Linked DNA regions of Homo sapiens: region 1 is linked to region 2. The links are chromatin loops, found by intact Hi-C in ENCODE. Cell type or tissue: Calu3. All regions are shown on one strand. Each heading gives the region's core, and the rest is flanking DNA. Links, peaks and the distances in the headings are about the cores only.

Evidence for each region. A loop is a pair of places that touch in the nucleus more often than their neighbours do. Peaks named below come from ENCODE experiments on the same cell type or tissue, not always from the same donor. Only the 100,000 strongest peaks of a DNase experiment are listed, where the experiment ranks them.
Region 1: a loop joins it to region 2, with 6 times the contacts of the local background. A loop is called at or near these places in 3 of 110 quality-filtered maps.

Annotation. Positions count from the first base shown.
Region 1 is chr1:56,382,005-56,391,444 of GRCh38, forward strand. No RefSeq gene overlaps it. Among named protein-coding and RNA genes, the nearest start is that of LINC01767, 28 kb to the right of the region's middle. In Calu3, for the core only: no CTCF peak of the experiment used is centred there; DNase peaks (open chromatin) are centred at 5,427, 8,007 and 8,387.
Region 2 is chr1:56,280,253-56,289,692 of GRCh38, forward strand. The region is part of intron 1 of LOC124904186 (a long non-coding RNA gene); the gene reads right to left. Among named protein-coding and RNA genes, the nearest start is that of LINC01767, 130 kb to the right of the region's middle. In Calu3, for the core only: no CTCF peak of the experiment used is centred there; DNase peaks (open chromatin) are centred at 4,899, 5,409 and 6,439.

The sequences.
Region 1 (9,440 bases), core at 867-8,866, 100 kb after region 2:
AAATCCTCTGGAACACCTGTGCTACGAAAAGCACATCTTGACATTTAGTAGCATTTTAGGAAGGGGATTTTTTTTTAACCGAGGCTTTTAGACCTTTAGACAAATTCTAATCTTAGATCTAAAATATCTCCAACGATAATTTAATTCAACCCGATTTTTGACAGATGGGCAAACTAAAATCCAGAGAAGAAGAAAGAGGGAGGGATCTGTTTAAAGTTAGAAGGCCATTTTTTTTTATTTTTTATTTTTATTTTTGGCAAAACTGTAGCTGCAATGCTGGTCTCCTAATTCTTTTTAATTTTTTGGAGATGGAGTCTCACTCTGTCACCCAGGCTGGAGTGCAGTGGCAAGATCTCCGCTCACTGCAACTTCTGCCTCCCAGGTTAAAGCAATTCTCCTGCCTCAGCCTCCAGAGTAGGTGGGACTACAGGTGTGCGCCACCACACCTGGCTAATTTTTGTATTTTTAGTAGAGATGGGGTTTTACCATGTTGGCCAGGCTGATCTCGAACTCCTGATCTCAAGTGATCCACCCGCCTCAGCCTCCCAAAGTGCTGGGATTACAGGCATGAGCCACCACGCCCAGCCAGGTCTCCTAATTCTTGATTCTGGGCCCTTTCTCTATGACTCCACACATGCTTCAAATTCAGTGAATAACCTATTGAATATTTACTACATACTGGGCTCTAAATCACCACACCATTATAGAAGTGAAGTTTTAAAAGATTAAAACATACATACCTGCAGCATTTTTAAATGGAGGGCTTGGCTTGTTCAGAATCTTGAATATAATCATGGCCTCTGCAATATTCTGAACTCCTAAGAGCAGGGGAACTGCTTATTTATCTCGACATACCTAGTCGAGGAAATGGGCAGAGAGTAGACTACCAGTTAATGAAGGAATGCATCTTATGCTTGTTTGAGGATTGTTCAAACAATCCTGATATTGAGTGCAGATAGTTCCAAGCAGCTCTGCTTTCATGGTGGGACTCAACGGAGACTCTGCCGGTAGTGGGTGGGTGGCGATGATTGTTTTTCCCTGGCTGGTCAATTGCCTTTTCAGGTGGTCTTTATTAAGCCATCAATCTTTTAACCCTGACAGTCACTGTGACCCAGTGCAGCTCAGGAAAGGAATCTTTCTTAATTACTAGCCCTTTCTTGCTCCCTGGAGATCCTTGAGTACTGCACCAGCTGGAACTGATGGATGTAGTCTGGTTCTACCAGCAACTGAAGTATCTTATTTGCTCAAACCTGAGGGCTTAGCTTGCAATCCTGGCGCATTGAGAGGTGAGACTGGCAAGCCACCTACGTTTTATGTCTCCAGGAAAAGACCTCTTTGCTCCAGCATTTGGAGTGTTGCTGAGGGGTTAATAACACAGACTTCAGAGTCAGACCCATAGAGCTTGGATTTCCATCTCTGCTACTCACTGTGAAGCAAATGGCTTGACTCCCCTTGCTTTGATTTTTCTCATGGGTCGTAGGTTTCCCTCACCTGTGCCATGTTGAAATGCTACCAGCTTAGTCCTCGGGCCACTTCTCTGTTCTGTCTGTACTCATTTCCTTGGCGATCTTACCCATGGCCTTAAATATTATTTATATGACAAACACTAGTTATATGCAAAAGGCTTCCAAATGTTTAGCCCAGACCTCTCCCCAAAACCCTAAGCTCTGATATTTAAGTACATACCTAACATCTCAACTGGACCATTAACAGACATCTCAAATTTAACATGCCCCAACCAAACTCTTGATTCCTGCTCCACCCTGTGTTCCCCATCTTAGAAAATGGCAACTCCTATGCCACCAGTTACTCAGGTCTAAAACCATCATACTGTATTTACACCCCCACCTTCCAGTCCGTCAGCAAAGCCTGCCAGCTCTACCTTCCCCAACCTGACCTCTTCGTGCCACCCACCCCATTAGCACCGAGATCCACATTCCCATTATCCCTTGCTTAGATTACTACAACAGTCACCTCGCTGGTCTCCCTGCTTCCACACCCTCACCCTTAAAGACTTTTCTCATGCAGCAGCCATAGTGACACTTTGCAAAGTCAGATCATGTGTCACTTCTCTACTTCTTATTTCCCTCAGTAAAAGCTAAAGAACTCACAATGCCCTGCAGGGCCCTACTAAATATTTTCTCCCACAGCCAGTACTTCTTCTCTCACCTCTTCTCCCACTGCACTCCCTGTCACTCACTCCATCCCAACCACAATGCCCTCCTTGTGCCTCCAACCAGTGCGTTCCCACCTCCGAGCCCTTGCAGATGCAGGGCCTACTGCCCAGAGCGTGCCTCCGTGGGTTATCAGCATGGCTCACTCTCTCACTAATTTCAGGTCTCTGCTCGGATTTACACTACTGGAGGCCTCCTCTGATCTGCCTTTCACAGAAACAGATGGATCTGTATAATAGCAGCCTCCCCCGTTCTGCTCCGCTATCTTCCATGTCCTGCTCTCTCCTCCCTCATAATCTTACCACCCCTTGAAATAGTCATTCACTTACTTGTCACCTGTCTCCTTCAACCTGAATGTAAGCTCCATGAGAACAGGGGCTTTGCTCTGTTCACCAACATCTGTGCCTCCAACATTCTGAAATAGTGCCTCGCACGCAGGAGGTGCTTTATAAATATTTGTTGAATGAATAAATGAATCCATAAAATGGAGGGTAATAATTTATCTAGTAGGATGGCAGACAGATTAGATGGGATGGCCTGTGTAAATCATCTTGCATACTTTGTAGGCTATCCTTCTCCCAGAGGAGCTTCCAACACAACTGCAGGTCATGATCAGTGCTAGGGTGAAATCACCATTGCAACCCCTTATGTAATAAGAGCTGCCATATATGAGGTGCCTTCTTTGAGCCAGTTCCTGGACTAAGCTTTTACCTTCTCTCTACCATTTATTCCCATGGCAAATCTACAAAATAGGCATTATTATTTCTACTTTTACAGATACAGTAACTGAAGTTTGGAAAGATTGGAGAATCTAGAGTGGTTAAATGTATACAAACGAGTTTATCATATAATAAGCACATAAGTGTTCCATCCAAAATTCTGCCTCTGACAAGGAATTTAGGAGCTGGTGGCCTGCTGAGCCTCATTAGAACCCATCTATCCCTATAGACCAAATTTTTAAAAGGCTAAGAAGAAATGAAGGAGACATAAGAACAGAATGAGGCTCCCCTTTCATAAATTGAGCCTATGAAGAGAGCTGCCCTTGAAACTTTAATTTTTCAATAATGGAAGTCAATAATAGAAGTGTTGAGATCAGTCCGACATGAACTTTTTTTTATCACTTTTTTGGAGAATATCTACTAGATTACACAGATCTTCTTCAAAGAAGTCACGATGACTATGAGCACACACATGAGATTTATCTTGTGTTTGTCCTTCCAGATCTAGCCAAGTTGCCCTCTGCCAGTCAGAAGCACATGATAACAAATAGAGTCAGGTTTGAAAAAAGACACAGAAATAACTGTGGCCAACTGTGTGGCTTGGTTCAGATTCCATAAGGACTCCCATAGGACCTTGAAGATGTGACCCAAGGTCTCAAGTCTCTTAAGCAATTCTGAATAAGGAAGTGCAAACAACTACAAGATCAAAGGCATTTGAGCTGTGAGAGAGAGTGACAGGGAAATGGAAGGAAGGAAGAGCAAGAAATTCATGGTTAAGAGAAGAAAGCTCAAAAGAGACACTATTATATAGAGGTGTATGTGTGTTATATTTTCTATACAAAGAGGGAGAGAGTATACAATGAAATGTTAAAGGATTGTCTGAATGGTGGAAATATGGCTGATTTTTATTTCTTTGTCCTTATTTTTATTTTTTTCTGCAATGAACATACTTTATTTGTGTAATAAAAAGGAAAAAGAAGATATTAACCAGAGGATGGCAAGACTCACCACTTTCTGGACAGCACTGAAACAGGTTCCAAGTATTCTACCAATGACTCCTGCCTCCCCTCTGTTTGTTTAGGCTGGGGGTGGCCTTTCTTCCAGTTTTCTAGGCTCAAAAATCTCCTGGTCTGCAAGTTTACCCCCTCTTTGCCCCGTTATGTACTTCATTTATCCTAACATGCAAATGTTTGTTTTGAAAAAATTACACTCACCAAAAAGTTTTTTAAATCATGAAAGAGGGACCTCATGTGAGAGAAAATGATCAATCCCAATAATAAGTAAAAAGATGCAAATTAAAATTCACACAGTCTACCATATTTCCCTAATAAATTTAACAAAAAAATAAAAATAAAAACACACAATGCTGGCAAGGATGTAATTAAATTCATAGCCTCCTGCGTTGTTCAGGATACTATAAATGTGTTCAACCCTGTGGGAAAAGCAAATTGGCAATATGAATGAAGAGCCATGAAATTGGCCACTCTATTTCATTCAGTAATTCAACCTCAGGAAATGCATCTTTAAAACATAATAAGAGTTGCTGTCAAAGATTTCTGTCCCAAGATGTTCATATTAGCAGAAAAAAATAGTTCTAATATACCCACTTAATGAAATATTAAACCACCATTTAAAACTATAGTCATGAAGACAAGAAGCAATATGCTCCTGATATATATAAATGCACACCATGATTGTAATTACATATAAGTAGAGAGTAAAATAATCTAAAACACTCTCAAAGAAAACGCACCAACATAAATTGAATATAAGAGAACCGTAGAGATGGAAATCTTTTTTGAATTTTCTATAATGAGAGCATGTTTCTTTAAGGACTTTTTAAATCCATTTTAAAAGTAAATTGAGGTAGATGCATGCATTCTTTGCACGCACCTTCACCTGGCTGTGCCTCAGTTTCCTTACTTCCAGATACACATAAGAGCAGCTTCCACCTCAGGTGTGATGTGAGTACTGGACAAGTTAATTCATCTGATGTGTTAAATGAGCTCAGGCTTTAAAGCATTTAGAACAATGCCTGGCACATAGGAAATACTCAGTAAATGTTGATGGTTGTTGTTTCATGCCCTGTCCCTACCTTTCCCCTTCATTCTTCTACTATATCACAAGAATTTCTCTTCTCATGTATGTCCTTTAAGTACCCCCAACCTGGTCTGCCTCCAGACTCTGATTTATTACCTATCTTGACCACAATTTTCTAAAACAAATGAACAAACGAAAGTAAACACAAAAATTATTTCTTTATGTCTCACAAACCACCAACCTTTCCCAGTTTGGGGACACTATTCATACTCCTTTATGCTTCATGACTGGTGCTAAGCTTCCTTATAGACTTTGCATCACAAAGCCCCTTTTATGGTTGAAGAGCAAGTACTAATTTATCTTGAACACCTAAAATCATCTGGGAATGGGCCAACTATGCTGTTGACATGCATAGTGACATTTAATCCTTGCAACCACCTTGCAGTAGCTAAGTATTATGCTTATTTTAAAGAAGAGGAAACAAGCTGAGATAAATAATTTGCCCAAAGTCATATAGCTAGTAAATTACCAAATGGAGATTTGGATCCTATCCACCCCACACAAACCACCCCTGGGCCTGTCTCCTTCCCACTTCCTGCTCACTGGCTTGCCTCATGAATACACCTTCCAGCTTAGGACTTCAAACTCATCATTCAACAAACATACCATGCTTCATGCAAGGCCCACTTAGGTTATTGCCTCCTTCTGGAATGGCCTAAGCAAACACACACACACACATACACACATCTTTCCCCTCTACACACATGAGCATGCATGCACACACACACATACACACACACATATTTAATTATTAACCTCTCTTCTGAACACTGTTCCTCCTTCTAAGACAATTTATTTATTTTAAAATTAGCTTTATGACATAATTTAACGCAATAAAATTCACCAATTTTATGTACAATTCAATGAGTTTTGACAAATATGTACAATAATGTAACCACCAACACAAACAAGATATAGCACACTTTCCTCTCCCCCAAAAGTAACATCGATACTCTCTTACAGTGAATTCCCTACCATAGCCAGTCCCAGGCAACCATTCACCAATTTCAGCTGCTATGGTTTTGCCTTTTCCAGAAGTTCATCATTATTAGAATAATTTTGTGTCTGGTTGCCTTCCCTTAGCATCAGGTTTTTGTGATTCATCAATGCTGTTACAAGTATCAGCAGTTCCTTCCTTTTTATCACATTAAAATTGTTATCCAATTGTTCCAGCACCATTTAATTAAAAGGCCATCTTTCCCATTGTATGGATGCACTGAAATGTATTTAACCAATCACCAGGTGATGAGCATTTGGATTGTTTCCACTTTTGAGCTATTGTGAGTAAAACTGCCATGAGCACTCATATACAGATATTATTTTATTTTTCTATGCTTTCATTTTTCTCTTGAGTAAAAGCTCAGGACTGGGATTGCTAGGTCCTATGGTAAGTGTATGTTTAATTCTCAAAGAAACTGACAAATAGGTTCCAAAGTGCTGTACCATTCTCCATTAGCACTAGCAATGCATGGAAATTCCAGGTTCCACTTCTCTGCCAACCCTTGGTATTATTTGTCTTTTTATTTTTAACCACGCTAGGGTGCAATGGTATCTCATTGTGTTTTATTTTATTTTTTATTTGTATAAATTTATGGGGTACAAGTGTAATTTTGTTACATGCATAGATCATGTAGTGGTCAAGTCAGGGCCTTTAGGCTATTCATCACTCCAGTAACATAGATTGTACATTTCTTTGTCTGTTCTCACGCTGCTAATAAAAACATACCCAAGACTGGGTAATTTATAAAGGAAAGAGGTTTAATTGACTCACAGTTCCACATGGCTGGGGAGGCCTCACAATCACGGCGGAAGGCAAAGGAGGAGCAAAGTCACATCTTACATGGTGGCAGGCAAGAGGGCATATGCAGGGGAACTCCCCTTATAAAACCATCAGATCTTGTGAGACTTATTCACTACCATGAGAACAGCATGGGGAAAACCAACCCCATGATTCAATTACCTCCCACCAGGTCCCTCCCATGACATGTGGGGATTATTACAATTCAAGGTAAGATTTGAGGGCGGACACAGAGCCAAACCATATCAGTACCCATTAAGTAATTTCTCATTATCCACCCTCCTCCCACCTTCAGACCTTTCCCAGTCTCCAATGTCCATCATTCCACACTCTATGTCCATGTGTCTATATTATTTATCTCCTACTTACAAATGAGAACATGTGGTATTTGTCTTTCTGTGTCTGATTTGTTTCACTTAAGATAATGGCCTCCAGTTCCATCTGTGTTGTTGCAAAAGACATAATTTTATTCATTTTTATGGTTGAATAGTGTTCTACTGTGTATATATACCACATTTTCTTTATCCAATCATGCATTGGTGGATACTTAGGTTGATTCCATATATTTGCTATTGTGAACAGTGCTGCCATAAACATATGAGTACAGGAATCTCTAAGACAATTTAAACCCTTCCTCTTGCATGACCTCTTTCATCAAATTCCCACTATTTTAATAGATGGTTTACCTGCACACTTGCATCACACTTTTGGGGTTTTATTTGTGCACAACAGTACAATACAATAGGATGGTCACAAGGTTGACACTCAGTATTCAAGTCTCCATTCCACTATTTGCTGAAAGAATTTAAGAAAGTCCTTTCTGAGTCTCAAGTTCTTCACCTTAACAAAAAAGTAAATAATAATACTTAATGCCAGGGCAATCATGAGAGTTAATATGCAGATATGTGAGAACATATTTTTCATACTAGAAGGCTGAGAAAAGATTAGTTATTGTTATTAATATCAGTTACTATGAATTATCCAAACATTAAATTATTACTAACTTCCAGGCATTGAGCCCTTGAACTAAAAATTTCTGTTTGAATATGTATTCAAATATTTTTGAATGAGTCAATGCAGGTACTGAGATTCCTGAGTGGCTTGAAAGGCCAGCCAAGAGGTGACAGGCATGGTTCCACATTCAGGAAACTTGCAATCCCGCAGCTAAAACTCAGAGGTGCCCTAAGGAGAGTCAAACTCCCAGGAGAAAACAGGGAGGGTGGAGGGGAAGCATTTTATGGGAGTGAGAGTGGGCCCACAACCTCACTAAACCTGTTGTCCCAGATATGTGACTTCTTCCCTTGGGGCCCCAGTCTCTTCCTGTATAACCTGGTATTAATGACCAGGAAGTCCTCTAAGTACTCCCATTACCACCCCAAGCCTAGCAAAGTCTCCGGCACACAGTAGGTATCCAATAAATATTTGTTGAATAAATGAACTCTGATATTCTAGGATGCAATTTAAGATTAGATCCAGATATGTGGAGAGGAGAGAAAGAAAAGTTCTTCTGGAGAGGAAAAGGCCCACCAGCTTTAGGCTTTCAGGAAATGATTCTTGGTACAGGGGTAAGGGATAATCCTTTTCCCCTTTCCCACCGGATCCAGCCCAGGTTTTCTCTGAGACCCTGACTTTCTTAGGCAGGGAATGTTTAATTATTTGTCTGTGAGTCCGTACCCCAGCTGGATAGAGTTAATAAACCAGCCAGGTCTTTATCTTAACAAGAAGTCTTAGAATCAAATTCTCCCCTCATTAAAGGCCCAGAAATCTCCCTGACAGCAGTGGGAGTTTTGCAGGCAGCCTGAAAGTGGAATTTAGTCTCCTAGTGAATTCCTCCATGGGCACAAGCCTAGAGAAGTGGGAAGAATTATATCATTGGAAGGGAAGGAAGGAAAGAAGGGAGGGAGGGAGGAAGGAAGGAAGGGAGGGAGGGAGGGAGGGGAAAAAAGGAGGCAGGAAGAAAAGAAAAGAGGACAAGCCCACCCCCTTTTCCTTAAAACCCTAGCCTAGCACAGTGCCAGGTACCCTGGAAATGTCAGAAAATATGCCTGGATGTTGTGTAAACACGTCTCCTTAGAGCTTGAGGAAGACACTACACCCTGGAGTGTGAGTTGAATGGAGCTGACTGAGTGGCCAATTGTTTTGTTCTTTTATTTTTTTTAATTTACAAATAATAATTGCAAATATGTATGGCATACAGTGTGAAGTTTGATACATTTTTACATTGTAGAATGATCAAATCAGGCTAGTTAACGTATCCATCACCTCACATACTTACCCTTTCTTTGTGGTGAGAACATTTAAAATCTACTCCTTTTTAGCATGCCGCGTTATTCACAAAAGCCAAGATACGGAAACAACCTAAGTGGCCATCAATAAATAAATGGATGAAGAAAGTGTGGTATATGTACACAATGGTAAACTATTCAGCCTTAAAACAAAACAAAACAAAACAAAACAAAAAGAAGGAAATCCTGTCGTTTTCGAAAACGCAGATGAACCTGGAAGTCATCGTGCTAAGTGTACTATTCTTTACCTTAGTTACAGCTCCTGGGGCTTGCAGGGACCCAGTGAGATATCTCTGGGGTCAGGAGACTGCTGAGGCTGATTGGGTCCCAGGCACAGGCCAAACCAAAGCGACCAGAATTCAGG
Region 2 (9,440 bases), core at 815-8,814:
TCATTTACTTTAGGTATATCTCCTAATGCTATCCCTCCCCACTCCCCCCACCCCACAACAGGCCCTGGTGTGTGATGCTCCCCTTCCTGTGTCCGAGTGTTCTCATTGTTCAGTTCCCACCTATGAGTGAGAACACGTGGTGTTTGGTTTTTAGGCCTTGCGACAGTTTGCTGAGAATGATGGTTTCCAGCTTCATCCATGTCCCTACAAAGGACATGAACTCATCCTTTTTATGGCTGCATAGTATTCCATGGTGTATATGTGCCACATTTTCTTAATCCAGTCTATCATTGATGGACATTTGGGTTGGTTCCAAGTCTTTGCTATTGTGAATAGTGCCGCAACAAACATACGTGTGCATGTGTCTTTATAGCAGCATGACTTATAATCCTTTGGGTGTATACCCAGTAATGGGATTGCTGGGTCAAATGGTATTTCTACTTCTAGATCCCTGAGGAATCGCCACACTGTGTTCCGCAATGGTTGAACTAGTTTACAGTCCCACCAACAGTGTAAAAGTGTTCCTATTTCTCCACATCCTCTCCAGTACCTGTCATTTCCTGACTTTTTAATGATCGCCATTCTAACTGGTGTGAGATGATATCTCATTGTGGTTTTGATTTGCATTTCTCTGATGGCCAGTGATGGTGAGCATTTTTTCATGTGTCTGTTGGCTGCATAAATGTCTTCTTTTGAGAAGTGTCTGTTCATATCCTTCACCCACTTGTTGATGGGGTTGTTTGTTCTTTTCTTGTAAATTTGTTTGAGTTCTTTGTAGATTCTGGATATTAGCCCTTTGTCGGGTGAGTAGATTGCAAAAGTTTTCTCCCATTCTGTAGGTTGCCTGTTCACTCTGATGGTAGTTTCTTTTGCTGTGCAGAAGCTCTTTAGTTTAATTAGATCCCATTTGTCAATTTTGGCTTTTGTTGCCATTGCTTTTGGTGTTTGAGACATGAAGTCCTTGCCCATGCCTATGTCCTGAATGGTATTGCCTAGGTTTTCTTCTAGGGTTTTTATGGTTTTAGGTCTAACATTTAAGTCTTTGATCCATCTTGAATTAATTTTTGTATAAGGTGTAAGGAAGGGATCTAGTTTCAGCTTTCTACATATGGCTAGCCAGTTTTCCCAGCACCATTTGTTAAATAAGGAATCCTTTCCCCATTTCTTGTTTTTGTCAGGTTTGTCAAAGATCAGATGATTGTAGATGCATGGTATTATTTCTGAGGGCTCTGTTCTGTTCCATTGGTCTACATCTCTGTTTTGGTACCAGTATGATGCTGTTTTGGTTACTGCAGCCTTGTAGTATAGTTTGAAGTCAGGTAGCATGATGCCTCCAGCTTTTTTCTTTTGGCTTAGGATTGACTTGGCAATGCGGGCTCTTTTTTGGTTCCATATGAACTTTAAAGAAGTTTTTTCCAATTCTGTGAAGAAAGTCATTGGTAGCTTGATGGGGATGCATTGAATCTATAAATTACCTTGGGCAGTATGGCCATTTTCACGATATTGATTCTTCCTATCCATGAGCATGGAATGTTCTTCCATTTGTTTGTATCCTCTTTTATTTCGTTGAGCAGTGGTTTGTAGTTCTCCTTGAAGAGGTCCTTCACATCCCTTGTAAGTTGAATTCCTAGGTATTTTATTCTCTTTGAAGCAATGGAGAACGCACACATTTATTGATTACATTCACCATTTTATATGGATGAGGTTCATGGTGCCCCAAAATAACCAGAACAGTAACAGCAAAAATCACTGAGCACAGATTACCCTAAGAGATATAATAATAATAAACAAGTTTGAAATATTTTGAGAATTACCAAAATGTGACACAGACATGAAGTGAGCACATGCTACTGGAGAAATGGAACCATTAGACTTGGTTGCCATAAATCTGTGATTTGTACAAAATACAAAATCTGCAAAGTACACTAAAGCGAAGTGCAATAAAATGAGGTATGTCTATATACAATACATTATTATTGACTATAGTTACCATGTTGTGTAAAAGAATTATTCATTTTTAAGTGGCCAAAACAAAGTAATATCTTGACTGAGCTTCCAAGAATAACCCCCAGAAATACACAACTAAACTGGTACACCAAGAAGCAATGGCTTCTGCCACCATTGGAGGGCTATGGGGCTTGGAAATCAACACCACCTCTACTGCCATCACAACTAGTAAAAGGGATGTCCAATGTCCAGCTTCTCAATGCCACCATGTTAGAAACGGACACTAGAACCTTTGCTACATCTTCCAAAAAATAAATTGCAGCAATTTAAAGTCTTTGTGATTACGCATACTAGCAAAAACAGCAGAAGCAGCAAAGGCAAGGTCTCCGCCTCATGATAATCACTTGCACTTTCCAAACATCACATGCATGCTTTGTACAACCTTAGAACACGGTTTCCTGCACACTAGGGGATAAAAGGGTAAAATTCAATAAATGGACCCTGAGCAATAAAGACATCTGGAAAATATTGATTTTTACCTTTGCGTCCCCTAGTGTGCAGGAAACCATGTTCTATGGTGAGGGAGAAGGAAGTTGGGTGAACTAATTTGTAAAATTTGCCACAAACCAAGGGTGAGACTGATGAGTGATGGGCATACACAAATTCACCTGTTTAGTAGTACCAGACCGTTCTCCAGAACGACTGCACTACTCCCCACAGCAGTGCATGAGGGTTCCCACCTGCCTTTCCCTGATAACACATCACATCACACATCAAATTTCTTACCAATCTAGTTATAATGCCAGAGGAAAAAGTACCTTTTTAGTGTCCCATTAACCCATTGGAGTGATTGAACTTAATTTCTAATAATTTTGGAGAGTGCTTCTGACATGAGCTGCTACCAAATTAATTCACTTCAAGCCAGTATTTCTATTATGTATGTGAATTCCAGACTTAATATTTATATATTTATTTTATCATTATTATTTTTTGAGACAGAGTCTCACTCTGTCACCCAGGCTAGAGTACAGTGGCGCGATCTCGGCTCACTGCAATCTCTACCTCCTGAGTTCAAGCCATTCTCCTGCCTCAGCCTCCCAGGTAGCTGGGATTACAGGCCCGCACTACCACACCCAGCTAATTTTTATATTTTTAGTAGAGACGGGGTTTCACCATGTTAGCCAGGCTGGTCTCGATCTCCTGACCTCATGATCCGCCTGCCTCGGCCTCCCAAAGTTCTAGGATTACAGGCATGAGCCACCACGCCCAGCCAATATTTATCTTTTTAAAATTTTATCTAAGTAGTGTTAGTCCAGTGCTCCAGCCTATCAGGGTTATTTAAAAATCTTTATTATTTTTATTTTTTAATTTCCTCTTTCAATTTTGAAAGGATAGAAGGAAAGCAGAAGGATGTTCATTTTCTATTTTACACATGGAAAACTGAGGCATAACGAATCTAAGTAACTTGCTCAAGGCCACCCAGTGAGAGGGAGAAAAGACATGATGTGACCAGGTATGTCCGAAGCCAAAGCCTTTCACACACTTTCAGAATCATATCACACTTTGCAAAGCCATCCAGTGTATGGGTTATTTAAGGACTAATTTGGGCTGTTTTTAATTTTAACAATTAAAAACATTATTTTCAGAATTAGAATAGTCCCTTTTCTGGCCTTTGTAACTAAATCGTAATGAAAAACTACCAATCATGGCCTTACTAAAAAATGTTCAAGACCTCAAAAGTTATCATTGCAAAAATGATTTTCTCAAGTCAGGTGCAGTGACTCATGCCTGTAATCCCAGCATTTTGAGAGGCCAAGGCAAGAGGATTACTTGAGCCCAGGAGTTTGAGACCAGCCTGGGCAACATGGCAAAACCCCATCTCTACAAAAAATTAAAAAATTAGCCAGGCGTAGTGGCACACACCTGTGGTCCAAGCTACTTCAGAGACTGAGGTGGGAGGATTGCTTGACCCCAGGAGGTTGAGGCTGCAGTGAGCTATAATTATGCCACTACACTCTAGCCTGGGTGATAGAGCGAGATCCCATCTCAAAAAAAAAAAAAGATTTTTCTCATTAAAAATGGTTCAAGATGGGGGAAAAGAAACTGTTTTTCTTTGACATCCACACTTTTGCACCTGCTGTTCACTGGGAATCACCTTTTTTATTTTAATCCGGACGACGCTTACTCTTTCAACTCTCTATTCAAGTGTTTTGCCGGACCTGACTCATAAGATTCAAATATAGGTACTGTGACTCTTTTTGACCCCTATAAGTATAAGCTAGTGTGGGAAGAAACACAAAAACAAACACATAATATGAAATGGTTCATCTTATAATCACTTGTCATATCACAAAGTCACAAAGGGAACATAGAGGAAGAAGCAAGAATCATGAAAGGTTTGCAGAGGAAATGTCTTGATCCGGCTGTTGAAGAAGGAGCAAGAACTGCCAGGTAGACGAGACAGGTGGAGAATTTCAAGCAGGAAGAACAGCAACGGCAAAGGCAGGGAGCAATGACAGAGTGTCTTTCCCCTAAAAACATGATGCATTCTTCCCCTAAATTCAGTCAAATACAAGGTTTAAGAAATTTAATAAATCCAAACCTTGGAGGTCATCTGTGTCAAAAATATGTATTTTACTCACACAGAGACAAAAACTAGCTTCCTAACACCAATCATTCAGAAGTGCAGTAAGCAATAACTGTGTTTCCCCAAATTCCCTGATGATAGGAATTATCAGGGCCTCTTATTAAAAACACAGGTTCCTGGTCCTCCTAGAGCTTCTTATTCAATGGGTCTGGGATGAAGCCAGAAACTTGTAATATTTAACAAACACCCTCAGGAGATTCTCATCATCAGAGAATTTTGGCAAACAATGATCTTTGGGCCCTGATGTTCAGCACTCCTCCAACAACCCTTTGCAGAGGAGGGAGATTCCAGCACCGTGGTCAGCCTCCTGGTCAGTTAACAATTAAACCGTGGGAACTGTTGCCCTGGGTTATGCAAGGAGATCTTTTACTAAAGAATGTTGCTTGTACCACATTTTCGTCTATAGACCCAGAGCCTGACAACTTTCCTATGTTCTCCTCTAATCCCCTTAACAATCCTGCAAGGTAGATAGTTTCTGCATTTTACAGACATGGAAAACTGAAGCACAAGGGGTTCGGAAAAATTGTAAACTGTCATGTACCTTATAATAAGTAGCCGCATGGGAATTTGAATCAGGTCCATCTGAATCCAGGCCCAAGCTCTTCCCAGAATCCTAGCATCTGGAAGGGTCAATGGTAGATTTGGCCCTCCCACAGCCAATCTATACGAATGGCTAGCCATAGTTGAAATCTACAAGCCTCAACTTCAGGATCTTTTCCATTTTAGGTTGACCCTTCACTGACCTCCACTTCCTCCACCCCACCTGCTTCACCCCAAGAAGCCATCCTGTTTGTGCCTGGCCACTCTGTTGCAATTTTCCACCAGGATTATTTGTGGCTATAACAAGCAAGACCACGCCAACGTCTGGCATTAAAAGAAGTTTGAGCCTTCATTCCTGAGGTAATGAGACCATTTTTTTCAAGTTCCTTCCTCTAAAGTTCATGAACTTAATAAAAAATAAAATAAGGCCAGATCTATTACAGCCCAGATCTGTGCTGCAGGAAGCCAGAGCTGATTGGGTAAAGGCAGAGCCTGGATGAAAAAGAAAATGTACTTATGAACTAACTCTGTCTTTACCTTCCACTGAATCCAGAGAAAGCCACAGTGGGAGGCACCACCACCCACATCTGAGCTTCCTGGTTACACACCACAGGCAGCACTAACATTACAGGAGCAAAGCGGACCTTGATATAAAGATGTTTACAGCCTTGTCTCCCTTTTGGAAACTGAGCTTTGGAGAAACCTGACACTTGGCTCTTTAAAGTGAGGATTCACATCCATCCTACCCCTGTGTACACCAACCACCCAGAAGAGTGTGAAATACTCAGGAAATGAGTGGAAGGAGTCACCCCAGGCTATGCCCTCTTTAGCCTCTTGCTCCTCAGTGCCAGGGGCCATTGCCACATGTCTCTGCAGCTGCCCGGCTCATGACCCCACATTGGTTCTTGTCATCATTGCAAATGTCTCCCCCTCTAAGACCCTTAAAGTCCACCATTCCACTCTAGGATCTCAATTCCTAGCAGCTCACTCTCAAAACTAATGCTTTAAGGCCTGTTAAAGAAAAGTTATTCAGTGATACTTGTTAAAGATTGGTAAGGCAGACTTTATCCAGGACAATTACCATACGCATAGAGGGACCACTGCAATGGGAGGTTGCAGTAGGGTAGAGAGATTGGGCTCAACTCCTAATACAGCAGGGGCAAGTGGGAATTTATAGCCAGAAAGCAGGGTGGCAGTCATGCCACCTGATGGAAAATTGCTAAGATGGAAAATTGCTAAGCAGAAACATCAAGGGTAAGGGGGATTTCTGGCAAAACTGACCTAACAGGATTCTTGCTGAAGATAGACTACAGTGGTTAGTCATCACCTGGTGGTGCAGGATGAGGAACCTACCAGATATCAAGAGGGATCAGGTATTGAGGGCAGGGAGTTCTTTCAAAACTGACTTAGTAGCATTCTTGCTAAAACTAGATTTTATAACAAAGAGCACAGATAGGCCTAGGAGAAGGTTTAGAAGACTGATTAAAGTGTGGCCAAATGAAGACTCTCTGTTAGACCCCACTGGATCCTCCAGGACCTTCCCTGCCCACCAGCCTCCTGCTAGCATTCACACATCTATTCAGAAGACATATTCTGAGTGCCAGTCACTCTCCAGGCAGAAGACTCACCTTAAATAAGACCCATCCTTGCTTTTACAGACTGCCCTCACTCCCTCTCCAACCTAGGCCTTCCTCTCACCAGCCTACAGATCACTCATTCTGCACCACCCAGTCACTCATTTTCCCTGCTTTGGCTGCCAATTTTGCCTAGTAATGCTGCATTGCACCATAACAAAAGTAACAAACTTGTCTTAGCTTCAGTTTCTGCATCACAAGGTTGCAATGAGAAATACACAAGAAAAAGAATCTAAAACCCCTAGTACATTGTGTAATACAACTAGGCGTTCAATAGGTACCATCACCACTCACTCTGCTGTTTGAAATCAGGCAGACCTACATTTGAATCCCAGCAATCCATTTAATTGCTGTGCATCCTGAACCCCAGCCCCCTCATCTGTAAAATGAAAGCTAACCAATAGCCAACTCTTAAGGGTATAAAGAAGATTTAGAAACAAACATGCCAACAACCCATTAGTGATATTGTGATTTCCCCAAATGAAAATGGTATCTATGGGCTTTGGATCCTACTAATATTGCCTAACTTCTAGGTGATTTTGTCAACTGCAGCTACACCCTGTTGGATCAGAGGAGCCTGCTGATGACAGGTTTAAGACCTGCTAGGCTCCTAGAACTTGTGCAATTGCCTCCTAATTCTCAGCTAAGACCCCTGGGAAGATTGTCGAGATATTCAGAAAAAAAACACTCAGGAGCTCCCAAAGCCTGGGAAGTTTATGCAAGGGAAATGTAACATTTTTGTGTCTGAAGCTCAGTATTCCCAGGCCCCCAGACCCCATCCCAGATGTGGTGGGCAATCATGATGAGGAGTGTGTTGCATTTCCTATGAATTAAGCCATCGAGCCTGGAGAACAATGTCATCATTGATGGGAAAAGGTCGCTGAAATTCCAAGGACACTTGAGGCCTTTCACTGGGCTGAGACAGAGATGCCTAATATTAATCCTACGTAATACGAGTCTCTGACAACCCACTTTCTAATGGGCCTGCTAGTGGTTCAATTGACCATTCACTGTGATTCAGTGCATCCTCAAGGAAGTGCTTTGAAGCGGGGAAAACTCTAATTTTTTATCTGTGATCCAGCACTTGCCAAAATTTATTAGCAGAGGCCATTCTGATTCTTGGGGAGAAAGTGTTTTACTCCATTAGAGGTTTACTTAATTTGGGGGGATATGGTGGTTCAAACGCCAAGCACAGTGAAATCAATACTCTTTCATTTATTAAACACACATTTCGGGGCATAGAAACTAACAAATGCATAGGCTATTGCTGCTGCCCTACTGACAGTGTCTTCTGGCCTGTGACTTTGTATGGAGTGGCTATCTTTGTTTACACTCACTTTAGAGTGGTGCTCTAGAGTTCATTCATTTATTCAACAGATATTTAATGAGTGCTTCTCCTGTTTCAGGCACTACAGTGAAGGATAAAATGACAAGCAAGACACAGCCATTCTCTCTCCTTTATGCAGCTTATAAACTAATAAGGAAGTCAAACCATGGCTTATACTCATGACTACTAAGTGTAACAAGTGCATTGCTAGGGGAAGGCAGGACCCCATGAGGAAATATAGCCAGCACTCTAACCTGTAAGAGGAATTTTAGAGAATCTTTGAAGAGGATCTTTGGAGACACTGGCCTTTCAGCTGAGACTGGACAGAAGCTGAGTTAGCCAAGGGAAGGGAGAGCAGGGAGCAAGGGGCATAAAGGGAGCTCAAGGTAACTGGGTCCCAGAGGATGTGGAGTGAGTGGGGTGAGACGTGACTGCAGCAGAGCCAGGTTATGTGGGGAGGGCTGGCTGTTCCACTCACTTCCAACTTTCTACACCGCACAGTTTTCAGACGTCCTTCGGCTCCATGCTTTGCAATGTACAGTCCTCAGTGAGACCCTAGCCCTAACCCACCTTCCAGAGTCCCAGTCAAACCACAGCTTCTTCCCAGGAACCTATTTGTCAAGTTGAATAATTCAGACCACACTTACCCATATCTCCACAGTCCAATTATTGTGAATAGAAGAATCAGGGTGAATTGGGAATATGAAGGTGGCCTACTGATTGGGACCAATGGTGTAATGCTTAGGAAATGGTGAGGGGAAATTGAATCGCCCCACTGCTTTTTCTTCTCTGGCCAGGAAAATCGTCTCCGGGAGATTGGGGTACTATAAGTGAACGCTTCATTTTTCTAATTGAGTTCTCATTCCTTGGCTGGTATTGAACTCCATCCCAAAAACGGGGCTTTGAGGACACACAAAGAGTGAGAACATCACGAAAGGATAGGAACTTAACCAACATTATTTTCATTTCCAAAAATGAGAAAAAAGTAGTAGACACAGCAAACTTCAACAGTGGCTTTGACATTGGGACCAAGCAATGATGCAGATGAGGTGATCAAAGGGGAGGTCTGAGGATATCAGAGAAGGAAGCAGAAGTGACCAGGAGATGGCATAAATGTGCACAGAGCATGCCACAGCAAACTCACTCACCTGCTGCCTTTCTGTGAACAGTTATGGGTTGTCAGTTTAGTGGAAGTTCTTAGCTTCTCTGGGATTCAACAAAACATGTGCCAAACACTTCTTTAGAAATCCCTTAATACACATTCAACAAATAGATGCTAAATGGAATATGTCTGCAGAGTTGGGCCAGGATGTTATAAAAGCATAGAGAGGTGTTACCTACCCCT